2 separate regions of the Homo sapiens genome follow, and region 1 is linked to region 2. A link is a loop called in an ENCODE intact Hi-C map of the cell type or tissue named here. Cell type or tissue: HepG2. All regions are shown on one strand. Each heading gives the region's core, and the rest is flanking DNA. Links, peaks and the distances in the headings are about the cores only. Region 1 overlaps C3orf20 (chromosome 3 open reading frame 20). Region 2 overlaps BTD (biotinidase).

Region 1 (4,394 bases), core at 219-4,218, 900 kb before region 2:
CTCATAGCTCGTAAGTAACTCTAGCCCAGCAATGTCCCAGTTTATGCCTGTTGTCCTATGACATATGTATGAATGATGCCTGGTTTTGCTATAGCCATTCTGGTTTGAAGTCACTTTGGGTGTCGGGGCCTCCACCATCCATTCCATGTCCACATGCTATTCCACCTCACCTGCTGACAGTTCTGGGGCCAGGCTGACTTTCAGCATCAGTTCCAGGAGTTGGGCTTACTCCCTGAGGGGACGGCAGCTATTTCTGGAAGGTGTCCAATGTTACAAGAAGAGAACTGTTAATAGCAGTTCCTAGTCAGAGCAAGAGACCGTCACCTTTGGGGAGCCCAAGGCACCTGGGGCAGGCCAGACATGGAGGCTCAATCCAGCAGATGCTCCAGGTGGCCTGCTAGCAGGTCGCTGGACCTCAGGCCCTAGGCTTGAGTTCAGGGTTCAGTCTCTGGTCCCTGTTGGCAGGAGAAGTGGGGGAAGTGACCAGGAACCACTCAGGGTGGCAGATACCAGAGATGGTTCCCAAGCACTGGCCAGAAACCCCCAGGCTTCACCAGCAGCAAGGAGGGCTCCATTCTGAGGCCCTCAGGGTTTCAGTTAGAGCCTGAGAAATGCCCCCACCCAAAGCCAGGTTTCATCCTCAAATCCAAGGTGAAGTTAAGCCTGCATACTTCGAGGCTGCAGCTGGGTGGGAGTCAGAGGTTCATTGTAGGTAGGACCTGACACAAATGACTAAATAGATGCCCCTGGAACCTAGGGTGGGATATCACTGCCACGACTCCACATGACCACATCCTCATACCACCTGACACCTATCATGGAGGACAGCTGTGAAAATTAGTATCACAGGCACAGATCGTTGTCATCCAGGTCATGCAGATCATTGTCATCCGGTCTGCAGAGACTCAGATGACAGTGATCTGTGCCTATGGCACTTGGGCTCCCTCGAGAAGACCCAAGATTAGCCATCATCAGAGAAGTTTTCAAGCTGATTGAGAAGAAATAGAGACTTTGTGTCTTTAATCAGGTGAATCAAAAGGGTCCAATTCAGTGAGGGCCGTCCAGCCCTGGAAATGCTCTCTTTTCCTGGAACCCGGGGAGACATGGCCAGTCTCATCACTTTGCACAAGTCAGTCCCTGACACATCCATCACAGATGACTCGCAGTATGAGTAACATCTCTGTTTGATAAATGACCAGTCAACAATTCCTGGTGAGCATCAATGATACCCCCAATATTCTGACATTTAAAGGATGCTGCTCTCCTGCTCTTCTTGGCCCCGTGTCCCCTGGTAAACACAATGTCTTGAAAAACCATTTTCTGAAACCCCTCCTGTATTAGTTTTCACACTGCTGATAAAGACACATCCAAGACTGGGAAGAAAAAGAGGTTTAACTGGACTTCAGTTCGACATAGCTGAGGAGGCCCCAGAATCATGGCAGGAGGCGAAAGGCACTCCTTTCATGGCAGCAAGAGAAAATGAGGAAGAAGCAAAAGCAGAAATGCCTGATGAACCCATCAGATCTCATGAAACTTATTCACTATCACGAGAATAGCACGGGAAAGACCGGCCCCATGATTCAATTACCTCCCCCTGGGTCCCTCCCACAACAAATGGGAATTCTGGGAGGTGCAATTCAAGTTAAGATTTGGGTAGGGACACAGCCAAACCATATCATTCTGCCCCTGGCTCCTCCAAATCTCATGTCCTCACATATCTTTTTTTTTTTTTTTTTTGAGTTGGAGTCTCACTCTGTCACCCAGGCTGGAGTGCAGTGGTGTGATTTCAGTTCACTGCAACCTCCACCTCCCGGGTTCAGGAGATTCTACTGCCTCAGCCTCCTGAGTAGCTGGAACTACAGGTGCACACCAGCACGCCCAGTTAATTTTTGTATTTTTTGTAGAGACGGGGTTTCACCATGTTGGCCAGGCTTGTCTCGAACTCCTGACCTCAGGTGATCTGCTTGCCTTGGCCTCCCAAAGTGCTAGGATTACAGGCACGAGCCACCATGCCTGACCATGTCCTCACATTTCAAAAGCAATCATGCGTTCCCAACAGTCCCCCAAAGTCTTAACTCATTTCACCATTAACCCAACAGTCCAAAGTCTCATCTGAGACAAGGCAAGTTCCTTCCACCTGTGAGCCTGTAAAATCAAAAGCAAGCTAGTTACTTCCTAGATACAGTGGGGGTACAGGTATTGAGTAAATACTGCCATTCCAAATGGGAAAAAATGGCCAAAACAAAGGGGTTACAGGGCCCATGCAAGTCTAAAATCCAGCGGGACAAATTTTAAAGCTCCAAAATGATCTCCTTTGACTCCAGGTCTCACATCCAGGTGACACTGATGCAAAAGGTGGGTTCCCATGGTCTTGGGCATCTCTCTAACTTCTTGCCCTCCAACTACAGGCAAATCTAGAACTACAGAAGATGTCAGCATGCCGCCCCTGCATCGAGGAGTGGGAACCCCTGCCAACAGCCTGGAGTTCAGCGACCCCTGCCCTGAGGCCCGGGAGAAGCTGCAGGAGTTGTGTCGCCACATGTGAGCACCTCAGTGCTTGGGTCGGGGGAGTCAAGGGTTCTCAGAAAGCCTGGCCCCCAGCTGGGAGTCCCTGTGTATATGTGAGTGGACAGTCACAGAAGTGTGTGAGACATGCCACCTGGGAGCGTGGGTTATGTGGTACTCCCCACGACAGCCACAGGTGCAGCATCCCTCACAGGCACACACACACCCGTGTCCTTCCCTGCTCACCACCCTCCCTACAATATCACTGCAACCATGCAAGGAAGACAGGATTGATGCCCATTTTGTGGATGGGGAAACTGAGGCAGCCTAAGCAGGTATGTGAGTAAGAAATTGCCTGAGCTCACACAGCTCCAGTGGCTTGCCTCCTGCCCCTGCCCAGCAATGCTTTCTGCCTCTGCAGCACCTTGCCAGGGATGCCCCTTTGCATGGCTCCTTACATTTAGGGCTTTTGTGCACTGTTTGTTTCTTAACTTAATTTGCTAGATGTTCTACCAGACAGACAAAAACCTCTCAAAACAAACCAAAAAGACCCTTGACATGGGTGATTAGTGGTTTTTATCATTCTGTGGGGCCATCCCACAAGCCCTAGCAATTTACTCAACATTTCTCTGAGGGCCCAGGCCACTGGGTGTAAAGGACTTAAGCACCTGTTCACATCTAATAGCTTGGTCATATACGTCTCCGGGGGTTGCTGGGCCAGAACATGGGGAGAGGGCAGCCACTGTTTGCCTCCTCACTGTGACACTCTGGAAGGAAGCTCTCTTCCCCACAACCTCAGGACTGGGGTGAGCAAGGTCTTCAAACCCCCAGGACCCACCCCCCAACTTCCACACACACTCCTACTCCATAGGTCCTCACCCTCAGGCTCAGGTGGAAATCAGGCAAGGGCTATTCTTAGACGGGCATTGGGAACTTCCCAGTTCTTCCCAAAAATTACCTTTATGGACGAGGGAGCATGGGTTGGGGATGTGTACTTTGGGGACAGGGGAATGGGATAGGGGTCTTGGGCACTAAGGAGGGGCTGTAGAGAGCATCCCTGGTGCTTGAGAACCAAAAGGCTAGACAATATATTGCTCTCCTTCTCTGCAGAGAAGCTGAAAGGGCCACATGGAAAGGGAGGAATATCTCCTACCCCATGATCTTACGAAACTACAAGGCAAAGATGCCCTCTCATCTAATGTTGGCCCGCAAAGGAGACTCTCAGACCCCGGGTTTACATTACCCTCCCACTGCAGGTGCTCAGACTCTCAGCCCCACCTCTCACCCATCTTCTGCCAACCATCATTTCAGTCAGCATTGTCAAGAGGGGAAGGCACCCAAGAAGGCCTTCAAGTTTCATTACACCTTCTATGATGGCTCCTCCTTCGTTTAGTATCCTTTTATTTGGTACCACCCTATCTCCCCAGCTACTCAACCCCAGAGAAGTCCAGGACTTGATACAGCCTAAATGTTTCCTTGGGCCTTTTAGTTATCAGAGAAGCCTGGTGATGGGTCTCCTGGGTATTAAGAGCTTGTCTAGATCAGACTCAGGAGGTCAGAGGAGGAGGTAATAAGTTTCAAGCCTCACGTTCAGTTCAGATCAACAGGAACATACCACACCCCAGCTACCTGTGAGAAGCTTGTCAGTGCAGGCTGGGAATGCAGACAAAGTCCCTGCCTTTGAGAACCTCTCAGTTGAGACGTGGTTAAAGACACAAAACAAATCATGTCTAGTGGAGAGGAGAGAATTAGGAGGCCTTAAACAATTGGGAACCTTCATCCTTCTCTCCCTGGCTCAGTGGTTAAGCTCTGTGGTCCTTGGATACTTCACCTATCAACATCCTTGGAGCCTGAGACCTCACCCCAAATGCGCTATCTCCTGGGCCCTG
Region 2 (4,394 bases), core at 178-4,177:
GCTGCCAAGGCTTCAGGCTTGCACTGTCTGAAGCCAGGCCTGAGCTGTACATTGGCCCTTTTTAGCCATGGCTGGCATGGCTGGGATGCAGGACACCAAGTCCCTAGGCTGCAAACAGCAGGGGGACCCTGGACCTGACCCATGAAACCATTTTTCCTCCTAGGTTTCTGGGCCTGTGATGGGAGGGCCTGTTGTGAAGGTCTCTGACATGCCCTGGAGACATTTTCCCCATTGTCTTGGTGATTAATAGTTAGCTTCTTATTACCTATGCAAATTTCTGCTGCCAGCTTGAATTTCTCCCTAGAAAATGGGTTTTTATTTTCTACTGCATCGTCAGTCTGCAGATTTTTCAAATTTGTATGCTCTGCTTCCTCTGGAACACTTTGCCATTTAGAAATTTCTTCTGCCAGATACCCTAAATCATCTCTCTCAAGTTCAAAGTTCCACAGATCTCTAGGACAGGGGCAAAATGCCACTAGTCTCTTTGCATAGCAAGAGTGACCTTTACTCCAACTCTGAATAAGTTCCTCATCTCCATCAGAAACCACTTCAGCCTGAATTTTATTGTCCATATCACTATCAGCATTTTGGTCAAAGCCATTCAATAAGTCTCTAGGAGGTTCCAAACTTTCCCACATTTTCCTGTCTTCTGAGCCCTCCAAGTCTCTAGGAAGTTCCAGACTTTCCCACATTTTCCTATCTTCTTCTGAGCCCTCCAAACTGTTCCAACTTCTGCCAGTTACCCAGTTCCAAAGTTATTTCCACAGTTTCGGCTGTCTTTACAGTAGTGCCCCACTCTCTGCATTACCAATTTTCTGTGTTAGTCCCTTTTCATACTGCTATGAAGAAATACTCAAAACTGGGTAATTTATAAAGAAAAAGAGGTTTAATAGATTCACAGTTCCACATGGCTGGAGAGACGTCACAATCATGGTGGAAGATGAAGGAGGAGCAAAGGCACGTCTTACATGGCGACAGGCAAGAGAGTGTGTGCAGGGAAACTCCCATTTATAAAACCATCACAGCTTGAGACTTATTTGCTATCACAAGAACAGCATGGGAAAAACCCTCCCCAATGATTCAGTTACCTCCCACCAGGTACCGCTCATGATATGTAGGGATTATGGGAGCTATAATTCAAGATGAGATTTGAGTGGGGACATAACCAAACCATATCAGGGACCCATCTCAGAGGGTGACTTCTTTCAAGTCTCAGAGTGTATCTAAAAAGAAAATGCAGATTTTGTATTATACTCTAGAATGTATCCATATTTTAATTTTAAAATGACATTTATTGAGATATAATAAAGATACAATTCAATGTCCAGATTTTAAATGTTAGATGAGTTTTGACAGTTATATATATATATATCTATGAAATCACCACCCAAAATAAAAATGACATTTTAAACTGCTTACCTGTCAAGTAAAATTGACATTCCAGAAAGATGTGAAACGGGCTGGGCACAATGGCTCATGCCTGTAATCCCAGCACTTTGGGAGGCCGAGGTGGGCAGATCATCTGAGGTCAGGAGTTCGAGGCCAGCCTGGCCAATGTGGTGAAACCCCATCTCTGCTAAAATACAAAAATTATCCAGGTGTGGTGGCACATGCCTGTAATCCCAGCTATTCGGGAGACTGAGGTGGGAGAATCGTGTGAGCCAGGGAGGTAGATGTTGCAGTAAACCAAGATTGCACCACTGTACTCTAGCCTGGGTGACAGAGCGAGACCCTGTCTCAAAAAAAAAAAAAAAAAAAAAAAAGATGTGAAATCATCTTTGCACTTTGAGTAGTCCTTGACACAATGCCTCCTGTCCTTGTTGAAGAAGTACAGACTTCCCCTTCCATCATGTATTATTTATATCAGTACCTTTTGTGACAGTCTCTGCCCCTGTTGCATTAGAGTCACTTGGAAAGCTTTTTCCAAATAGTTACTTGGGCCCTACCCCAGATCTCCTGAATCAGCATCTTAGGACAAGTCAGGCACCTGTATTTTTTAAAAGCTGCTACCTGATTTTGCTTTGCAGCCCAGAGTTGAGAACCCTAGCTCTGTTTTCATGCCAGAAGCATGAGTTACTAATTAAACATATGATTGCCTGTCACCAAAGTAATACTGTTGATTAATTTGGATTGACAGGTTCAAGACTGATTTGACATTGACAGAACAAGCTGTATCGATGGTAGTCAGTTCACTGGGCCTACTTCTGTGTCAAAAGAAACAGTGACAGAACCACTCAGTATGAAGTGCAATGAAAACTGAACTCTGAATTGGAACAAATAACTGGAATTCAGTTAACTGGTTTTGCAAAAGGATAAATACTCAACTGGTTGTTTTCTGCCATTTAACAAAGAGAAAAATCATTGGGATTGTTTAAACTTGCTTTCACCTTTGCACCTTTCAGTTCAGGATGCAGTGTTCAATTGTTAACTTGGGCTTGATGATTCAGCAGAAAGAAATGATTTGAGTTCTGGCTCACTGGATTAACAGGGCCAAGGAGCAAGTCCTTTGCAATCCAATTGTAATTACAGCCAGCTTGTCCAACCCTTGGCCCAGGATGGCTTTGAATGCGGCCCAACACAAATTCATAAACTTTCTTAAAACATTATGAGATTTATGCACCGACCCTTTTTTTTGTTGTTGTTTTTGGTTTTTTTTTTTTTTTTTAGCTCATCAGCTATCATTTGTGTTAGTGTATTTTATGTATGGCCCAAGACAATTCTTCTTTTTCCAGTGTGGCCCAGGGAAGCCAAAAGATTGGATACCCCTGACAGGATTCCAGGATTCTTTTGTAATTTCTCAGAGGCCCTCTGTGCATACTCCGTAAGGACTATCCACATTCTTTATTACTTTCATTGGCAATAGGTATAAAATTTTATTTGTTGGATATTTTACTGAAATGTTACTTGTTTTTGCTTATTTACTGATTGGTGGGAGGAAGTCAAAGGATGAATAAATCTAACCTTTTTAAAAGAAAAGGCTAAAATACTCATAACATGCTCTCCAAAGAGCAGAGCTAGTCATCAAAGAATCTGCATACCAATTACTCTATTTGTAGGTTCTGGATTTGAGATTATGAAAAAGAGCAAATTGGTGGTTTTCTTCTCTCTGGGCCAGGGAGATATCCAGGCAACCAGGTAATTTAGTAAGAATTGCAAATATAGTGCCTGGAGACAATTTATTCTCTAAAGACTGCAGCTTCTACAGGCAGTAACTCTTAAAGCCCCCAAATTGGGATAGTGCATTTTAATTTCCGTATACTAACAAGGACACTAAAAATCCTTGTGATTATTTTAAAGCATAACACTAGCTGAACTTGTGATTAAGTATTCTCACAAATGTATTATCAAAATGTGAAATGTTTACTTATCAAATGAGGAAATGAATCAAGGTCATTTGTGATACATTATAGAAGCTAAAAATGAAATTGCCTGACATAAGATAAAACTGATACTGAATATCTTAAAAATAAAAAGGCGGAAACAACAAAAAAAGGAGTCTATGTAGAACACTATTTTTTATAGCAATGCAAAAACTGTACAGCCGGAAATGTGTTGTAGGAAATATGTCAACATAGGAAGTAAAATAATGTAATGAAAAGGTTCTTTGAATAAAGTGGGTTAAATTGATTTTCTTTGCTTCTCATTAAATCTGTGGACTTCAGAGTACCAAAGCTCAGCAACAGGCTTGAAACAAACCCAGTGAAAAGCAACTTTATTATTGAGCTGAGGATTGATATCAGTAATAACTCATTAATAAAAAAGCTTGATAATAAAAACTCCCAGTGCCTGATGCCAGCTGACAGACACTGGGAGTTTTCCCAGGTACCCTGTGACCTAGAGAAAGCTTGGATTCCTGCCTTTGGCTTGGGCTGGCAAGCCCTGTGCCTTTACTCTACATTTTAATGCCAGGGAGACCTGGAACTGGAGAAGGGAGTGCTGTGGGAAGAAAACAGAAGGAATGTTGTTCCCTTGTTTTAGCTTTGTGTTCATCCATTATGGGTTTTGGGTTTTTTTGTTTTTTGTGTTTTTTTAAGAACATTTGAGATAGTTTGACAGCAGCAGTCATTACATCACTGACGAGGACGTTTACTTGTGTAAAATGCACCAGGAAATAGTGACAACTGTATGTTGTGCTATGAGGATGTAAGAGATTTATCTCAAATGGCTTAGAAATCAAAATATAGGTCAGTGCGGTGGCTCACACCTGTAATCCCAACACTTTGGGAGGCCAAGGCAGGCGGATCACGAGGTCAGTAGATTGACACCATCCTGGCCAACATGGTGAAACCCCGTCTCTACTAAAAATACAAAAATTAGCTGGGCATGGTGATGTGCGCCTGTAATCCCAGCTACCGGGGAGGCTGAGGCAGGAGAACCACTTGAACCCAGGAGTT

The links. A loop is a pair of places that touch in the nucleus more often than their neighbours do. Peaks named below come from ENCODE experiments on the same cell type or tissue, not always from the same donor. Only the 100,000 strongest peaks of a DNase experiment are listed, where the experiment ranks them.
Region 1: it touches region 2 in a loop (20-fold over the local background); 1 of 110 quality-filtered maps calls a loop at or near these places.

Annotation. Positions count from the first base shown.
Region 1 is chr3:14,700,722-14,705,115 of GRCh38, forward strand. It overlaps C3orf20 (chromosome 3 open reading frame 20), which reads left to right. Exons shown (of 17, transcript NM_032137.5): 6 at 2,409-2,541; 7 at 3,616-3,897. Among named protein-coding and RNA genes, the nearest start is that of C3orf20, 28 kb to the left of the region's middle. In HepG2, for the core only: no CTCF peak of the experiment used is centred there; no DNase peak of the experiment used is centred there.
Region 2 is chr3:15,604,304-15,608,697 of GRCh38, forward strand. All of the region lies in intron 1 of BTD (biotinidase), which reads left to right. Among named protein-coding and RNA genes, the nearest start is that of BTD, 4.8 kb to the left of the region's middle. In HepG2, for the core only: no CTCF peak of the experiment used is centred there; a DNase peak (open chromatin) is centred at 2,408; H3K4me3 peaks cover 490 bases.